Linked DNA regions of Homo sapiens: region 2 is linked to region 1. Evidence: read pairs that join two places in POLR2A ChIA-PET (ENCODE). Cell type or tissue: MCF 10A. All regions are shown on one strand. Links, peaks and the distances in the headings refer to the core of each region. The heading gives the core; the rest is flanking DNA. Region 1 has its middle 900 kb from the start of LINC01911. Region 2 overlaps QTMAN (queuosine-tRNA mannosyltransferase).

What was found. Peaks named below come from ENCODE experiments on the same cell type or tissue, not always from the same donor. Only the 100,000 strongest peaks of a DNase experiment are listed, where the experiment ranks them.
Region 2: POLR2A ChIA-PET joins it to region 1 with 7 read pairs; 2 of 35 experiments call an interaction of 5 or more read pairs at or near these places.

The regions. Positions count from the first base shown.
Region 1 is chr2:145,934,931-145,945,183 of GRCh38, reverse strand. No RefSeq gene overlaps it. Among named protein-coding and RNA genes, the nearest start is that of LINC01911, 900 kb to the left of the region's middle. RefSeq lists an enhancer at 9,469-10,253. In MCF 10A, for the core only: no CTCF peak of the experiment used is centred there; a DNase peak (open chromatin) is centred at 5,053.
Region 2 is chr2:143,958,208-143,968,460 of GRCh38, reverse strand. The region is part of intron 8 of QTMAN (queuosine-tRNA mannosyltransferase); the gene reads left to right. QTMAN-AS1 (QTMAN antisense RNA 1) reads right to left here. Exons shown (of 3, transcript NR_110237.1): 3 at 4,305-4,635. Among named protein-coding and RNA genes, the nearest start is that of QTMAN-AS1, 26 kb to the right of the region's middle. In MCF 10A, for the core only: no CTCF peak of the experiment used is centred there; no DNase peak of the experiment used is centred there.

The DNA.
Region 1 (10,253 bases), core at 1,413-9,412:
TGCAGGAAAAGCAGTTCGAAGAGAGATGTTTATAGTAATGATTGCTTACATAAAGAAGAAAGGAAGCTCTCCAATAAGTGATCTCACTTTACATCATAAGGAACTAGAAAAAAAAAAAAAGAACGGAGTAAGCCTAAATTTAGCAGAAGGAAAAAAATAATAAAGACTGGAATAAAATGGAGGCAAAACAACAGAAAATATTACGAAAATTCAGAGTTGGTTTTTTGAAAAGATAAACGAAACTGGCAAACTTTCAGTTAACCAGGTGGAAAAAAAGAAATGATTTAAATAAATAGAATCAGATATGAAATAGGAGAGTTCATAAATTATAACACAGGGCTACAAAGGATGATAAAAAAAACTACTAGGACAATTACATGTGAACAAATTGTATACCTAAAAGAAATGAATAAATTCCTAGCAACCTTCTGATGCTGAATTATGATGAATTGGAAAATATAAACAGGCCAGTAATGAGTATGGAGATTAAATCAGTATTTTAAAATCTCCCAACAAAGAAAAGCCCAGGACCAGATTGCTTCACTGGTGTATTATACCAAACATTTAAAGAATAATTAACATCAAGCTTTCTCAAACTCTCCCTCAAAACTGAAGAGGATTGAATACTTTTAAACTTATTCTTCAAGGCTAGCATTACCCTGATACTGCAAACAGAGAAGCAAAGTAAATTACAGGCCAACATCACTGATGGATTCCTTTATACCAAAATAGGTATAAAAGAATATACTTCAACATAGTAAAGGACATATATGACAGTCTCACAGCCAAGATCATACTCAACGGTAAAAAACTGAAAGTTTTTCCTCTTACAACAGTAATAAGACAAGAATCTCCACTCTCACCACTTCTATTCAACATAGTACTAGAAATCCTAGCCAGAGCAATTAGGCAAGAAAAAGAAGTAAAATCATCTAAATAGAAAAGGATGATGTAAAATGGCTTTGTTTGCAGATAACATGATTTTATGTAGAGAAAAATCCTCAAGACTCCAGCAAATAACTGTTACAACTAATGAACAGATTTGATAAACTTTCAAGGTACAAAATAAACATTTGTAATTCTGTTGCACCTCTATCCATCAACAGCAAACTGTCTGAAAAAGAATTTAAGAAAATAATTCCATTTACAATTGCATCAAAATAGCAAAATACTTAGGAATAAATTTAACCAAGGAGGTGAAAGATCTATACACTGAAAGCTATAAAGCATGGATAAAAGAAATTAAAGACACAAATCAATAAAAAGATATTCCATGTTCCTAAATAGGAAGAATTAATTTTATTAAAATTTCTATACTAAAGTGATTTACATATTTGACGCCATACTTATCATAATTCCAATGACATGTTTCTCAGAAGTAGAAAAAAAACCCTAAAATTTGTGCAAATCTAAAATGACCCTGAATAGCTAAAACACTGTTGTGCAACTGGAAGCACTAGACTTCCTGATTTCAAATTAAATTATAACTCTGTAGCAATCAAAACATTATGGCAATACCATAAAAACAAACACATATAGTAATAAAATAGAATAGAAAGCTCACAAATAAAGTGATATGTGTGTATACATTACATATATATATAATGTATACACACACACACATATACATATATATAGTCAACTAGTCTTCCACAAAGCTTCCAAGAATACACAATGAGTAAAGGATAATGTCTTCAATAAATAACACTGGGAATACGTTGAATATCAATATGCAAAAGAAAGAAACTGGACTCATACCTTATATTATACACTAAAATCAACTCAAAAGGGATTAAAGAAATAGATTTAAGATGTGAGACTGTAAAACTACTAGATGAAAAATAGGAAAATGTTCCTTGACATTGTTTGGGCAATGATTTTTTTGGATATGACCTCAAAAGCACAGACAAAAAAGCAAAAAGCAAAAATATTACAAATTATGCCACATCAAATTAAATAGTTTCTTTTCACCAAAAGAAACAATCAACACAATTAAAAGGCAACTTATGGCTGGCGAGCATGGTGGCTCACGCCTGTAACCCCAGCACTTTGGGAGGCTGAGGTGGGTGGATCATGAGGTCACGAGTTCAAGACTAGCCTGGTCAAGATGGTGAAACCCCATCTCTACTACAAATACAAAAATTAGCAGGGCATGGTGGGAGGTACCTGTAATCCCAGCTACTCGGGAGGCTGAGGCAGAGAATTGCTTGAACCCGGGAGGCGGAGGTTGCAGTAAGCCGAGATCGTGCCACTGCACTCCAGCCTGGGTGACAGAGTGAGACTCTATCTCAAAAAAAAAAAAAAAAAAGGCAACTTATAGATAGGACAAAATATTTGCAAATCATGTATCCAAGAACAGGTTAATACCCAAAATATATAAGGAATTCATCCAAGTCAACAGCATAAAAGCATGTAGCCTGATTAAAGAATGGGCAAAGAATCTGAATAGACTTCTTTTTTTTTTTTCCCAAAGAAGAGATACAAATGGCCAACAGGTATATGAAAAAGTGCATAATATCACCAATAACCATTGAAATTCAAATTGAAACCACAAAAAGATATCACCTCATCATACCCATTAGGATAGCAATTATCAAAAAGTCAAAAGAAAGCAAGTGATGGTAAAAATGTGAATACTAAAGAACCCTTCGACAATGTTGGTGGGAATGTAAATTGATAGAATCAATAACAAAATGATTCTATCAATTTACATTTCCGCCACCATTGAGGTTCCTCAAAAAGCTAAAACTTTATCATATGATCTAGCAATCCCACTTCACCACTTCAGGACTTCAGGGCATATATATATATATATATATATATATATATATATATATATATATGTGATTTACATATTTGATGCCATACTTATCATAATTCTAATGACATTTTTCTCAGAAGTAGAAAAAAAAATCCTAAAATTTGTACAAATCTAAACTGACCCTGAATAGTTAAAACAATGTTGTGCAAGAACAACTGGAATATATATATATATATATAGACACACACATGCATATGCGTACATATGCGTGTGAATGTGTATAAATTCACTTACGTATGTGTGTGTAAATTCACTGTTTTGAAGAGCTATCTGTGCTCCCATACTTCCACGTTCATTGCAGCATTATTCACAATAATCAAGCTATGAAACAAAAGTGTATATTGACAGATGAATGAATGAAGAAAATCTGATACATAGACACACACAGAAGAATATTATTCAGCCTTAAAAATGAACTAAGTTCTGCCATTTTTGACAATGTGGATGAACTTGTAGGACATTATGCTAAGTGAAATAAGCTGGACATAGAAAGACAAATACTGCATGATCTCACTTATATGTGGAATCTTAAAAAGTTGGGCCAATAGAAACAGAGTGGAATGATGGCTGTCAGTGACTAGAAGAGGGGACAAATGGGGATATGCTGACCGAGGGGTACAAGCATTGAGTTACAAGACGGATACATTCTGGAGATCCAGTGTACAGCATGGTGACTATAGTTAACAATATGTGTAACAAATCTTAAATGTCATCATCACACACACAAAAAGGTTAACTATGTGAGGCGATAGAGATATTAATTAACTTGATGGTGATAATCCTTTCACATTGTATATGTACATAAAATCATTGGGTTGTAAACCTTAAATATATACTATTTTTATTTGTCAAACAAAATCACTGATAAGGAATATAAGCAACTTTCTGCAAGTTCAGGCCAAGTTTTTCTGCTAAATTAGTTCATGTCAAGTTAGCTTCCTCCTAAATGAATTCATGTGAGGTCAACTTGCCACCAAATGAGTTCGAAGAAATTGTTAAATTTTTAGCACTGTTTTGACTTCAGCAATGTGGGAAAAAAAAATCTGAAATTGTATAATATTAGCTATTTTCTATATGTATTCACTAAAATCTGAGTTTAATAATATATTCTGTTTTAATGTATGATAGCTTTTAAGGACTAATAAATAAAAGGTATATATAGTACTATATAAGGACTTGGTGTATCATGGTATAACAGAACTTAATTCACTTTAAAAATATGAAGCAATTACAGTAATTATAATAGATTGCATTTTGAAGGTCTCAATATCCTGAATTTTTAAAATGGTTTTATTTCATGCGCTTTTAAAAGACTATATTTAAAACTTGGGACATACAGAGTGAGGCACTCACTGTGATTTGTAAGTAATTGCTTCTTCATCTCCATGAGTAGCACCATCCCATTTAAGAAATGGAATGCAAAAGCTGATTACGCTGAGAAGAAGGATAGTTTCTGCAGCATTGTTTGCTGTATAGCACCTTGTGATACTTGCACTTCTTGCATTGAAACAATCTACTCTATGGGCACTGTTTGTATCAAAAGCCTTCTATACATAATGTGAAAGTTTCTTCAATTGTGAACAGCACAGTAGTAGTAGTTAGGGCTTTATTACTTAGTTCTAATTTGTATTGATGGCCTAAAAAAAGTAGCATGCTTTGCAGTTCTATGAAAGAAAAGATTATAAATGGAGATTAATTATAATTTTGCTAGCTCAGTACTTGTAAAACTAAAGCAATTTATATTCTTTCTCTTAATGATCTCCATTCCTGATTGCAGTAATGTAATCTAATTGTGATTATGATAGTATCTGAATCATGTGGGCCTCAATGTGATTGAAACTACTCTTTGCATTAAAAAGTAATTTTGGAGTAATGATGAAAAGTTACTGTGGAAAATTGGCAAGTAATATATTTTACTCTGTATCTTAAGTTTCTGCTTTCATTTTTGATTATATCTCATAGCATGGATAAGTACGATATTATATCAAGGATTTATTACATCAAAGCCTTATCGATGATAAGTATGAGTATGAGTATCAAGGATAAGCATGATATTATTGAAATGGAAATGCTATGGTTGAGTCAGAGAAATGACTGAGGAATTAAAATGCTAGGATAAGGTTTACTGAAAGTGGAAACCAAATAAGAAGGAGGAGGGAGGGCTCAATATTGCACACGTATGATAGCCAGTAAAAAGAAATGCTGTGGGTGTTTAGCTGACACAGCAGATGCTATTTGGACAGACATTAAGGAAAATAAGGGTAGTCAGGTATTTTGTGAATGTTGAAATACACCTCCAGGGCAGGAAGAGAAAATAGACAGGAAATGTTTTGTTTTATTTTGTTTTGTTTCTTAATAAAATACCCTTAGCAGGGTTGAAACTTGTTAAGGCAAAAAAAGTAATCCACATGTATGCACAGTTAAAGATGATGATTTGCAAAATCGTGCTCTAGAATTTGAAAAATAAGTGAATAAAAGTTAATTTTTTTAATATTTACTATTGAAACACCTAGATAAGTATTTATTATGAAAATAGAAGATTTCAAGGGAGGTTGTTCTGGGAAAGGATATTTTTGAAAGAATGCAAAAACCACAAAGAAAATTTTTCTTATAATCATAATGAATTTGTGGGAAAACTTATAATTTAAAAAAGTGGTGATGCATTTAGTAGCCATTTAAATTATGATTAAGGAAAAAGCTGATATACTTTAAAAATGAGCCTAAGCAAAATTATGCTTGAAATATCCTGAAACAGATATTACATAAATATAATTGAATTGATAATAGGTAGTAAAAAGAAAGAAGCTGACTAATAGAAATCTATCAAAATTTTGAAGGACAAGTTGGCACTTCTTATAATAGAGAGTATTTGCTAATCCCTCAAGTTATAGCATGGGTGAAATAAGAACACCAATAGGTAACCTCCCCATGACACTCAATCCAAATGTAAGAAAGGATATCTTTCAAACCTTCATTTCTGGGTGACACCACAGGGGGAAAAAATGGATAAACAAGAAAAGAAAGTACAAACTCATTTTGTAGTTACTACTGACAGTGAAAACAATCCTCTTGCTCCATCCCTGGAGTCTGTGAAGATCCATTTTAAAATGTCTCTTGAAGCAGTGATGTGACTCAGGAGAAGAGAAGGGATTGCCTATATATAAATGGCTCACTGTTTCTAGTGGAAAGAGGCACATTAACTCTTTCAGACCACTAGAATCCATTTACCAAATTACGTTTCTTTCTTTCTTTCTTGTTTTTAGTGCAACAAATTGTACTGAAGAAGTAATGCAACTCCATGAAGTGCATCATTTCCTCCCATTCTGTCTCTGATACTTATGTACAGATAAGTGCCTTGTCTATTGCCATTTTTAGACTCACCCTTTAAGAGGAATACACTGTGAAATAGATACTCTCCAAGCTCAGTCAAGAAGAGAATATCGTGAACCTCTATGGTACATTACGGTCAGTTATAATAGACCAGGGAGGGAAGTGAGCCTATGGTCTATAGACCATAATGACTATAATATGATGACCCTGTAACACATAGATGCATTGAAGTGTAGCACTGAAACTTTTGCAGTTTTTCTTTATCAGAGATAGCTGTAAAAATGTCCAAGATAGGCAAGATGCTTATTTCTTCCCACCCTCCTGGTGAACTTATATCCCAACATGGAAAGAGGATGAGCCTGTTCCACCTCATTTCTACTTTCTTGAATGAATTCCACAGTTTTCTCACTTCAAGATAGAAAGTCCATCTTTTTTATTCTAGTGAATCATGGATCTTTTTGTCATCCTTTCTTAAAAGAATATGGCAATATTTGGTATTAGAGCAATTGTTATATTCTTGAGCAAAGACTTGACATATTAAGCCTTTTGGGAGGCTGTTGTTTGTGGGAAATTCTCTGTGGCAAGCTCATTTATTTATTCATACACTTATCAGTGTATCCATAAGTTACTGCAATTGACAAACGCTGAAATAAGCATGGGAGAAACAGGGATGATTCCTCTGCACGTGGGTACTTAATCCTAATGCCTACAATCTAATGAGGCAGTACATCCATTGTGCTCAGCGCCTTCATTCAATCACTCCCACGCTGTAACATGGAAATTGGAGGGCACGAGACAAACACAGGAGGGGCACATCTAATTTACTGTTAAGGTCGGGGGACACTTCCTAGAAAAAGGAACTAGATAACTTAAAGCTGCAGTGGAAAGTGATGGAGGCCAAAGTGAGTCCCATTTCTATCTCTTCGATGTGTTTACATGGAAGAGGAGTTAAAAGAAACTTTAAACACGTGGTGTACCGTTATACCATCAATTTGTTGAGTGAGATTGCTGTGTGTTACTAATTCTTAAGAGGATACAGTGAGATAACAATATAATTTATTATTTCACACATTGAAGACTCTCTTTCTGTTTCTCTTTAACTTCAGCTGCTTTATTTTGTCTCTGGCAACTCAGCAACTACCTGCTTGTGTACTATTTCTCCCAGAAAATTGGTTATGGCTACTGACATGTAGCTCATGAAAAAATTATAACCAAGTTATTAAATTTTATTTACTTAAGGTAGTGATGTTCAGTACAGGCTAGACTTTAGAATCACCTGGGAAAATTTTCGCAAAATAATTATGATCCACCTACACTAAATATACCAGGAAACTAGGAGAGCTGACCAAATATCAATGAACCAACAAGCAGAAGGACCACATTCACTCATCCCATGAAAGCAACACATTCATTTTACAGGATGAAGGGCCCAGCCAGTCAATAACGGCAATGCAAATTAAGCCTATGTAACAAAAGAAGTATGATAGTATTAACATCTATTCTCACCAGCTCCTTTTTGTTAGTCCTTTGTTTGTTTGTTTGCTTTCGAGATGGAGTTTCACTCTTGTTTCCCAGGCTGGAGTGCAATGGCGCAATCTTGGCTCATCACAACCTTCTCCTCCCAGGTTCAAGTGATTATCCTGCCTCAGCCTCCTGAATAACTGAGATTACAGGCATGCGCCACCACGCCTGGCTAATTTTGTATTTTTAGTAGAGACGGGGTTTCTCCATGTTGGTCAGGCTGGTCTCCAACTCGCAACCTCAGGTGATCCCCCGACCTTGGCCTCCGAAAGTGCTGGGATTACAGGTGTGAACCACTGTGCCTGGCCACTTTTTGTTTTTATTAGTAACCTTAGGTGTATTAGTAATAAATCGTGCAGACAATGTCTCAGCATTTCCTTTTATATTTTGACCAGGTTATGACTTCACAACTATCAGGGTTAATTCTTGACTTAGCCCTAGGTAATCATCTCTCTAGTCTGGAAATTAACGTGTTTAGTATTTTGGAATTAGGAGGATAACTGCTTAATATCCATAGCTAATATTCATGATGTCTGAGCTTCAGTGGCAAGGACCATGAAATCATGCCATATATTTGGTCGATTGGAGGAATAATATTTATCATTTATTGAACTTCTATGCCAATGACCATGCTGGGTATTTTTCATGCATAACCTCACTTAAACCTCAGCTATTATTGTCCTCATTTTGTATACGGAAAGCTCCGTCTCAGAGAATTTTCATGAATTTACTGAAGCAACACAGATCCTGCAAACCAACATTTAAACCCCAGGTATGTCTGCCTGCAGAGCCTATATTTGTCTCTCGTTGCCATACTACCTCTCTCTATAGAGAACACCGAAACATTCTTTGGAAAAGTCATGCAGAAATTATCTCAAAAGTTAGGGCAACTCTCTATAACAAGGGACAGATAACTGCAGTTATAGTCACAGAATGACTCAGTTGTGTTTGACAACAGCCCATGAAAACAAGACCTCTTAAAGGGAGATTAATGCCATCAAATCCTTTCAACTCAGACCTACACCTGCTTATACAATTGGCCTTTCACATACCAGTCGGTAAAATCCAGCCTCGGGAGAGAGAGACACATGCAGTATTTATATTGTTGTTGAAAGTTTCACGGCCTTCAAACCACACAGGTTGGAATTGAATGTGAAAATCTGTCTTCTGACTTCTTTTGAGGAATTGCTAATCTTCCGAAGGATGTTGTGCTTGCTCTGCACAAATAGTTTTGCAGGAGAACGTGGTTATGCTGTGGTCGCTAAAAGAAGCTAAGTTGTTTCCTTCATTTACAACAACAGCAAAAAGAATTATTTGCTATATTGAAGCTGTTTAAAATCAATAACACAAAGAATAGAATATTTCATTATCCTTTAAAACAATATAGGAGGACCCTGCTCCTATCATTTTGACTTCCAAGAGAACATATAAAATTAAAGGTGATGGCTAAATAAAAGGCTGAATTAAACAGTTGCTTGATCCAGTAGACCCTGGGCAGGAACAAATGGCCATACCTGCACCAGAATTATTTTGCAACAAACCAAATGTAAGCTGTAGCCTGGGCAATACTACTTACTGCTAGGGTGTTAAGCCAGTCACTGTTTACTCTAAGTTGAGAAAGAACAATCTATCTCTGCATGATTTTCTACAACATCCCAACTCCTAAACACTTAATATCCTTGCTTTTAGAAACAAATATCAGACTTTATTTTGATTAAGTCAGATTGCCTAATGTTTTATTCTTCTGAAAGCGGGTACAAATACTAGAGTTAACTGATTTCTAAAATGCCTAAGTAATAGGCGTTTGGAGTGTGAAGAACCATGTAATGAGTCCATTCAACATCTTTTTGGGGGGCATCTTGTTTTCATAATAGGCAATGTTGTCTTTTGCCATAAGAAGAGAGGTAGCTTAAAGTACTTCCCAAAGTGGCAGAGTTGCAGAAAAAAATCCTATTGCCAAAAGCCAGTTTCTTAGCAACAGCACCCTCTAATGTGTCACAAAGTCTGAAGCCTTTTGGCCCCTCAAAGGAAGTTCCTTAGGTGTCTTTTACACATTGAATGCTTTGTGATAGTTGAGGCCTGCTGGCTGTCAACTCCGTCCCTTAAGGGAACTTGACAGATCTTAAAAAAAAAATCAATTTTAAACTCACATGCCCCAGTGGGTGCCAAAGCCACTTCAGAGAGCCTGAAAGATGGCTGAGTCGACAGGATTTGACTTCTGGAGGTAGAAAGGTGACAAACTCTATCATGAGAAAGGGGCAGCTTGGGGCCTCAGAGGCCTAACCTGCTCCCAGGATCTGGGGCCTGGTGTTGTATTGAACCTATTTATCTCTTTCATGGGCCTAAGGTACCACAGGGAAAGAAAAGTTGTTCAAAAAATGCTGGCAGAATTCAGGGGTGTAAATGATGAATTACTTTTCATCAGCTGAAAGGAAACATACTCCGGAACAATACTGAAAGGGAGCAGGAGCGGCTGACCCCTGCTTCAGAGCAGCCAATATCTTCATTCAAGAAGACAACCATGAAATTACACAGAAAATGGGATTGTCATGAACAGCCCCTTGAAATCTCAGTATACAGT
Region 2 (10,253 bases), core at 729-8,728, 2.0 Mb after region 1:
CAAGTACTTAGTGCTCAGTAATTACAGGTGAGTAATTATTGCTCACTTTGGCTTCGCTTCCACACATACTTACTGAGCACTGTGGAGGGGGGATTCCACAGTGAACAGCACTCAGTTTCCCCCTCAGGGATCTCTGTCTAACTGGGATGCTGTGAAATACACAGAGAGTACTGTGGAAGCCCACAGGAAGGGATAGCATATTGTCTATACACGTGCTTCTGTTACTCCTAGTAGCAACAGAGATTTTTTTCTGCCTCAGCCACTGGTTCATCTCTACCATTTCAAATGTGAATTGAGTCTTCACGGCCATGGCACTTCATCTTGCACAGAGGAGGAGCCCAGGTGTGGAATGGATGAAAGAGCTGGTAACTTTCCAGGTTGTGCCCTTAGAAGGCCGCTTTGCTGGTCTCTACAACAAAGGCTTCCTAACAGGCCATTCTGTATCACTTCAGCCATTATTGTCACCCCTCTAGTTTATGTAACAGGTTCTTAGATAGCATTTACTGTATTCCAGGTGTTCTAAGCTGTTCATGAATATTAACTCTGTAATCCTTTATAACAATCCTGTTCAGTATTGCTACCTCCATTTTTTCCCAGGTGGAGAAACAAATAGGCCACTCAGCTAGGTAGTGCTTTAGCCACTGAGGTATACTGCTTTTTCATGTTCTTTTTTTCTGACCCAACTGTTTCTCTAACTTTAAACATTAATTTTTCCCCAGCTCACCATTCAGCATTCGTAATCTCTTATCTAGCGCTTCCACAAAAAGGATTACCTAGCTGGCATGCATTTCTTTGTCTGATGTCTCTTTGGGTACTACATTATCATTTCTGGCCAGGTGCAGTGGCTCACACCTGTAATCCCAGCACCTTGGGAGGCCGAGGTGGGTGGATCACCTGAGGTCAGGAGCTCAAGACCAGCCTGGCCAACATGGTGAAACCCCATCTTTACTGAAAATACAAAAATTAGCCAGGCATGGTAGTGCACGCGGGTAATCCCAGCAACTTGGGAGGCTGAGGCTGGAGAATCACTTGAACCTGGGAGGCACAGGTTGCAGTGAGCCAAGATCATGCCATTGCACTCCAGCCTGGACAACAGAGTGAGACTCTGTCTCAAAAAAAAAAAAAAATTATATACTATGTGATACCTAGCCAGAAGAATTACTCTTAACGCTGTTAACATTTGTAGGGATATGGTTCTCTTGCAAATAATTGCAATTATTATTATGCTATTAATAACTTCCATTAATTGAAAGTGTGCTTCTTTCTTGGCCATTTGCCTGATTATTTTATGTAATGCTCATGATACTCCCATTGAGGGTAGGTATTACCCTATCCCATTTTATAGGTAGGGAAACAGACTCTGAAAGCTTAAGTCACTTTGATTACATTGCCTATAAGTGAGTCAAGCATTTCTCTTTCACATACAAGCCAGAAGGATTGGAAAACCAAGAAAGGCTTAATGTATCACTGCAGGACCATTGATTACTCTGTTTTCAGCTTTGTTTTCTTTCCCTCTCTACAGAACTCTTGGGAGGAAAGTGGCACACCACTGAGTGATGGCATTAGTGCCAAGTTTTACTGCCCTTTCTGATGAAGCAAACAATCATCACTAAATTTCTTTTGAAAACTATAACTCAGCAACTTTGTAGAGTCTCTATACTGTTGATTGTTTTCAAGCAAAAATTATGTTGTTACAAAGTTTTTGTAATCTTTTTCCTAAAATGTATAGTAGAATTAAGAGTGTCAGTTACAATTTATAGTGCTACAGTTTATAGATCTTTTGCATCATCCCTTCATTTTACAGGAGATGAGAGATCTAGAATCAGTGACTTTCCCAAGGCCTCACTGCTGGGCGCAGTGGGTGAGATGGGCAGTAGATAGTGGCAGGGTTTGGAGTAGAACCTGGGAGTCCGTTTTCCTCAGCCCTAGTCACTGCTACATTTTTTCAATAAATGTTTTTAAAATACGTTCTTTGTTCCAGGCACTGTTGAACATTTAGGATGCAATGGTGAATGAAGTAGACATGTTCTGTGACATTTGAAACTTATAGTCCCACTCCAGTGCTTTGTTCATCACTTAATAGAACATTCCTTAAAAATGATAGAACTGACATTTCTTGAGCACATAGCATGTGCTAGATGCCGTTCTCAGCCCTTTATGCATTGCCTTATGTAGTCTTCACAATAGCCCTGTGAATTGGCACTGTTGGAATTACCATTTACAGCTGAAAAAAGTAAGGCACAGGGAGGTTAAGTCACTCGCCTGAAACCACCCAATCAGTCTACCTCAAAGGCAAGTGCTCAGCCTGTGCTCTACAGGGAAATTCACAGAATCATCCCTGTTTTACAGGTAAGAAAGCAGGAGTTGATAACGGTGAGAAATTCCTGGCCACTCATGTGAAATGAATAGGAAAAAAAAACAGTAAATATAGGGTTCAGTACTACCTACAGTTTCAGGCATGCAATAGAGGTCTTGCAATTCATCCCCTGTGGATAAGGGACAACTATTTCATTGCCTGTAATCTTCTTGCTGGAAACAACCCAGCTGGTATCTGAAGACGCATCTAGCAACTATGTCCTGGAAAGCACAGCAGATATGAAGTGGAGGTAGTCTCTGTAGAAATGGAGTTACTTATCACTTGCAGGTGACTTGGCATTTTGAAAAGCTTTTAGTGGTTTTCAACCAGAGATTCCCACCTCCACCTCCAGGGACATTTGGCAATGTCTGGAGACATTTTTGGCTGTCACAACTGTTGTGCAATGGGGTGGTGCTCCTGGCGTCTAGTAGGTAGAGGCCAGAGGTGCTGCTAAACATTCTGTGGTACACCAGACAGCCCCCACGGCAAATAATTATCCAACCTAAAATGTCAATAGTGCCTAGATTGAGAAACTCTGATTTGTGGGAATTGAACTCAGCAAACCAGGCTTGGGACTGGGTCTCTTGAAGCTTTCTAAGTTAATTCATGTTCATCCATCTGTGCAATGAAAAGGAGGAGATGGGAAAGGGAAATAATAATAAAATCACCTGCCCTATCAACTTCAGTGAGTTATAATGAGGATTTCAGCACAATTAGATAATTTGAGGGAAAGTGCTATCTAAACTACTATGCAGATTTTATTATAGGACTCATGGACTTGCCTCCAGAGTTTGTACATGGAATGAGTTTTTAATACATTTTGGATCCATAGGAGACATGAATGATCCTGTACCTTAAAAGTTCATTTTGTTTTTATTCAGAAAATTGGAAAGGTCATTCTGCTACATAAAGCATCTGCATCAGACTCCATATTACAAATGAACCAAAAAGCCTAGAAGCTCCTCAATGCAAATATTTGAGTTTTGGCCAATTCTCATGATAAGGTCACATTGTTAGCCCTTGAGATTATTAAAAAAAAAAAAAGAAGAAGAACAAAATGCTTAAGATATCAAATAAGTGGAATGTGTTTGTGTACTTAATAATTTCCCACAAATGGTAATTCTAAACAAAATATTATTTTCTGTGAACTGCCAAAGACTTAAACAAGCGTTCTTCTTTCCATGCTGCAGACATGGTGGGAAAAGGAGTTTTAGCTTTAGACATTAGGGCAGCCAGAAAGGTTACAAGGAAACCAAAAACCTGAACTATGGTTTTCGCAGACAGAAGTCTTTCTGTTTCACCTTTAATTTGAGGTTAAGAACAGTATATGGAAAGCTTCTGGTTAGTATCTGGTATGACAATGGTTATTACTATGATCTTGGCATATTTCTGGTTCTTGGCTCTGGAGTCAAATGTTGGATAATTATATAACATTTCCCTCCACTTCCATCTTCTCCTTCACTCAGCTCCCAGCTCCTGTCTCATTTTCATCAGAGCAGCTATACTAAGGGGGAAATACTAGAAAGGTTCTAGGACACAAATAACATACATCACACTAATATAAAGTTGTAAAATTTTGTCACAAGGAGAGCCTAGCAAAAGGAAAGCTACTAATGTATTGATAAATGTTGAATTATAAGAAGATTAGGCCAGGCACAGTGGCAGAGAGAGACCTTGTTGTCTCAAAAAAACAACAAAAGATAAATACATTGAGATGAAGTTAATGTACTAGTAAGATTGAATAAACTCATTTTTCTCCAGACCATACCATTCCCTAAACCTATTCCTTTTCCTTATAATTTTTTTATCATTATTCATTCCCTAACATATAATTACTTACTGAGTTCCTGTTATGGTCTAGCACCATGTAAAGTATTGTGGATACCAAGAGATGAAGACATGGTTCCTCCCCTCTGGAATCTTACTGGCTCATTAGAAAACAAAAATGTTTATATAATTACATTTTATTATATCACATTCTTGTTTATATTGTAACATTTTAATAATTTTGAATACATTATTTACAATGTTTATGGGCAAACCTTATAGCAGTCTAGTGATTTAACAAGTATTAACCTCCCCAAATTATAGCTGAGGAAATGACGCATATTAGCTCCATTTTAGTAGCATGCATTTGAAGTCGATTCTCAGTAGACAGAGCCATCTTCACATGATTCTTAGAAATGAACACATAGTTACTTTCCCGAGAATATGATTGAGAAAGTTAGTCTTCAAGAATCTGAAATTCAAACTGAAGGCTTCTGTCTCCCAGTCCTTTGCTGAAATAAAGAAAACAACAAAACATAATGGGAAAAGTAAGGAAGATTCAATTAAAGGTAGGCATATAAGCTCCTGACAGAAAAAGAATACATGCTAAATAGAAATGATGGTATCTCTTAAGATAATTTATGAATTTAACAAGACTCCAATTAGGGTGCCAGAATATTACTTTACATATCCTCACAAAGTGGTTCTAAAATCTGAACAAAATAAGTAAATGAAAGGGCAAACTAGCAAAGGAATCATGAAGGAAAACATGTCCTACCAAATTCAGAACATGTATGAAGTGAGAACTTTTCAAAGAGTACCATAGAGATTTAAAATATGAAAGTAAAAAAAAAAAACTAGGCAGAAATGGAGAAGCAGAAATACAACTTGTATATACATTTAAGAGCCCACAAACTTATGATAACACAATTTACTAATACACTTATCCCAGCTCAAAAACAGAGTATTTTTTCTTAGTGAAATCAGTTAATTGAATAAAATAAATGTTTATATGATAAAACAACAAATTATACATTTATAAGTAAAGGTTTGCAATAGCATCAACACATTATTATAAGTACAGTAATCTACTGAATTCTTACTCTGCACCAAGCCAGGGCTAGGCTTTTACTCTGATATCTCATTTTGTATGACAACAATCCCCTTAATAAGTATAATTACTTTCCCCTATGTATAGGTGAGGACACTAAGGCTTTAGTTAAATAACTTGCCTGAGGTCACACAGCTAATAAACAAAAGAGGTGATAATATCAGAAGAAATAAATACTAAATCAAATTTTAGGGGGGAAAACTCTCTAATTTTACCAGTAATGAAGTACATATAAATACAAAAAAAATTATGACCGAGCAGTTGCATTGAACAAAACAATAAAAGTAAAGACTTGTAACTAAGACTAGCCCACTTGTGGGGCAACATCTGCATGTATGGTGATGGTGATGCACATTATTTTTCCTGAACTATATTACTCTACCCTTTGTTTAACTCAGACATTTCACAGGAAATGTATCCCATGGAAATAATTCCAAGAAGGAAAAAAACAAATGACAAAAGTTGTTCTTGCCTCTTTCTCTTCTCTACTGTCCCATAGTGAACAGGTAACTAAGATCCTATTCTTTCTTGATCCCATGCCTCCTTCTGATTCTGTTGGCTCTTTTCCAGTTCTTGCCCTTTTCTTCTGGGCCCTTGACTCCTACAAAGGCTTCAGATTAGTCTCCCAGACTCTGGATACCTTGACACTGAGTTCATCCACTTGCTATTATCAGTGTTCTTTCTAAACCTAGAACATCCAAGAAGATAATCATAATAGTATAACAATAATAAGTGTTTGTGTCAGATTTTCTGCAGGATGAACTTAATTTCCTTTATAGCGGGGGAGGTTCTTCAAAATCTCACCCTAGGCTAGTTCCTCATGAATTCCAGTTATCTTTGCCATTTCCTGAATACAGCTGTGCCCTTACCCACCTCTATGTCTTGTGTTATTTGTTGCTTAAATTCCTTTCTTCCTCCCCATGTAGACACAGTCAAACCCTTTCTCCACCTGGCAAAATCCCAACTCTATACCTTCCTCTTCTCTTTCCTTCCTATTGTTTCATGGCATCTATACTCATTCCATCAGTTGCAAAGCATGTATCACACTGCACCATAGTGATATATATATCACTTATCACTTGGCTGCCATAATAGGGCCATGGTATAACTGACTGGAAGGCACTTTGTAGGTGAAGAGTAGAACTTTTGAAACAGCCCCACAGAAGAGGAGTCTGCAGCACTCCTGGTGGGAGTGCTATCCTGGCCCAGCTTTTATTGATACCCTAACAAGGATGAGGTTCCCATTCAGTACCTGTGAAGCTATCTTTTCCTTTCTCAGGAAAGGCTTATTAACTGGGCTGATACCCTTCCCTCCCAAATGCTCAGAACATTCACCAGCTGCAAGTAACTGGTAACAACTCACTCTCATTCCTCAATGTGTCCTGTGAGAATCCATTTTTTTCTAGGATCACTCCCAGGCATGCCAGTCCCTGGGCTTAAAGTCTACTCCTGCAGCTTCTGTAAGTAGAATAATCTTTTCTACTGAAACCAGAAGATCCATTGCCACTCTTAAGGCAAGATCATTTATCCATCCTACCAGGGAAGACCATGAAGATAATGAGTTCTGGAATACAGCTCCCAAAACATCTCTCAAGAAATTGTTCTCAAAAATTATAAATATGAAAACATCACTGAGGGAAAATGCTCTGTCATTTTCATAAGCTGTCCTCAAAGTTTGAGAAATGTGTACTTGGGAAAGACACAGGAAAATAAATTAATTAATGGAAAAGATCGACATTACTAGACAAATAGGAAATTGGAAACAGACCTTAATTTTGAAAGCCTGTAAAGGCATATGAGATTTAGGGTTGATGGGAGCTCTTAGGATGTAGTTGCTATACTTGGTTTTCAGTTCCTATAGTTGTATATGGTCATGATTTGGAGTGTGGTATGGTCAAAATAATATTTCCCCAGTAAAAGACTATGGGGGAAGGCCTGCTTGTTTTAATATTCCTGTTTCCTGCAATGCCTATCAGAACAGGAGTCTCTGACAGAAAGCAGCACAACAGGGAATGAGTATGAATATCTGGATCCAACTAGTGAGTTTTTCCAGCTATATCTCTCCTTGGCTAAATTGTTACATTTGTGAAATGGAAACCATCAGATATATGCTGCCATGAAATGAACACTGTCCTGGAATTTATAAGGCTCAGGGTCTAGTTCCAGCTCTGCCATTGATTAGCCATGTCACCTCTTTCAGCCTTACTTTACTCATCTGTAAAATAAAGTCATTCCAAAGAAGATAGAACTAGAAGGGACCTTGGAGATTTCTCAGCTTTTAAAATGCAGACTTAAAATTCCCACCCGCAAGGGGATTTTACTTAGTGACGCTTTCTGAAATGTGTATTATGAAACCCGTAAGCATAATAATTATACTTTTTCAATACACTTTGTTTTCTACCTGTATTTTTTTTTTCACTTTTATCATAGGTTCAGGGGGTTACATGTGCAGATTTGTTAAAAAGGTATATTGAAAACACTTTTTATTCCTCACCGTTCTGATGTCTACCTGTGCTGCCAACAGCAATTATTCCAGCTACCCTGGTGTGTGTTTTTTATCCTGTCATTGCCTCTCACTCGTTCTTCACCTTCAAGTATCCTATGGGAGCTTTTATTCTTTCTTGTTGAGTTTATCTTTAGGTCTTTGTGAGGCTGACTAAAAACACTCCTAAAGATGAGCCCATGTATCTCACCTTCTCTTCTGATCTTATCACATTAAGTACAGCCTCATTGTTCTGACTTTCCTGATATGGTTTCAGCTACCTTCCTAGCCTTACTTCAATCCTTGAACATTATATCCTGGACTGTAGCCTAGATTAGTCAGTGTTCCCTGAAGATGGCTCATATCTCACCATCCAGTGCCCCTCCCTCCTCCTTTATTTGTCAAAGCTCAACCCATCTTCCAAGAGTCATCTCACCCACTTTCCCAGGCCTCTCAAACACATGTACTACCTCCTCTCTTTGAATGTCCATGAGATTTTGTTGGCATTTTGCAGTGTACTTATCATACATACTTCAATAATAGAAGGCTCTTGAGAATAATGGCAGTTGTATCTGACACAACCTGATATGACCCAAAGATCCTAGTACAGCTGTGTTTTCAAACTTTTGACCATGATCCACATCAAGATATATATTTACATTGTGGCTCAGTATACCTATTAATGTAGACATATTTATAATTGAAACAAGGCTTTTATAATACATATTCTTACTACATTTGACGCACTCTGATGTTTTCTTTTTCTGATTTAATTTCTTTTTATGCTGCTCTAAATTGATTTCACAACCATTAGCCACAATTGTAAAAAACACCATAATATAGCACACTGCACAAAGTAGGTATACTGTTGTACACATTTAATTAAATTGACTCGGCTTTTTCCAAAATCATTATAGAAATATTACTGATTTGTGAATATATAAAATATATCCATTTTGATATATTTATTTAGATTTTAACTTTACCAAAAAAATATTTTATAACCTCAAAGTATTGCTGCTTTGGTTTTAATTTTACATGATCTGAAAAAGCAAATGCAGTTCATTTTTATGTATTTTTAAAGTAAGAAGATGAAGATATTTAGCTGTACGATAATTATCACTGTAATGACAAAACTCCTGAGATTAATGTATTTGACATACCATAAAATTGCTGTTTATTGAATGCTGAGTATGTTCCACACATTGTGCTAGGTGCTTCATATACATTTCCTTTAACTCTGTGACATTCCTCCAGGATCAGATATTATCTCCACTTTATAAGAATGCCAAATCAAACTGTACCATTTTACTCAGTGAAAATTCTTAGCAATAAACTAAAATCAGGAATTCTGATTTGGTTTTATTATCTTTCTTCCCACAAAGCTCCTTGTAATTTAGCAAGTGTTTTTTTTTTCCACAGTACATTTTAACTGTGTTCAGTGCTTATAAAAAATGTCAGACTGATGGTGTTGAGAATGAAAGTTGTACCAACTGATGAGTTAAGTTTCTTGATGTTCATTTTATGAACTTCATTAACTGAAAAATATAACAGAAAATAATGCTTTACAGTTCATTTTATCATATCTTAAAAGTTACATTGATTCTAGAAAAATAGAACGTTTAGTGTCTAGCTAGATACTAAGGACATAGTTGGTGTTCGATAATTGCTTATTGATTGATTAAACTAGTAAAGGGATATTAACCCTAAATGTTGGATTTAGATGAGGAAACTACTACTTAAAGGGGAAAAAAGATTTCCCTTGGCTTTGTTATTCTCATAGCCTCTTTCCACTGCACAATTGATGATAAGGTGTTGCCCAGACAGACCTGATTTAAGAATTGGTATTTAACTTTATCCCATTGATTATAAAGTGAGTCAGCAAGATTTAAGTGTTGAATAGATTCAAGATACAGTCACCTTTGAGTCAGGTGGAAACGTAAAAAAAAAAAAAAAAAAAAAGAAAGAAAGAAATAAAAATCACCCAAACTCTCTCTCTATAAAATGTTTTTGTCATAAAAGTTCTGTGTATGGAAGAATGTCCACACTCCTGTAGGATGAGAGGGCTCAACCATAGCACAAAGAAGGTTAAAGGGGCATTTACTGAAAGTGACAGTACTCTTTAGGTTCTAGCAACTATTTAAGGGGGGAATTTATCTGGTAATTACATTTCCCCCATAATTGCTGCTTTTACACTATAGATGACTGCACTCAATTTAGGTTGAATTATCTTACCCAAGACCTTGTCGACTGGTGAGTCTCACAAAAATGAGTGTCTTTCTCTATGGTTTTACACGCATGCATACACCTTCCTTCCTAGTTGTAATTTCATGTTTTCATATCTTGAAAACTTTGTATTTTACAATTTCTAAAATTAACCAGGACCAAGCTCTTCTTAACTGCTGCTTGCCTTTATTTCTTCTAGGCTTGTTAGCTTTTCTTGGATTTATTGCCTAAACTCTCATTTTCAGGATATGAAAAAATAAATCCCCGTTGATAGTTATGTCTACATTACTTAGAAAGTGGAAATTATAGAT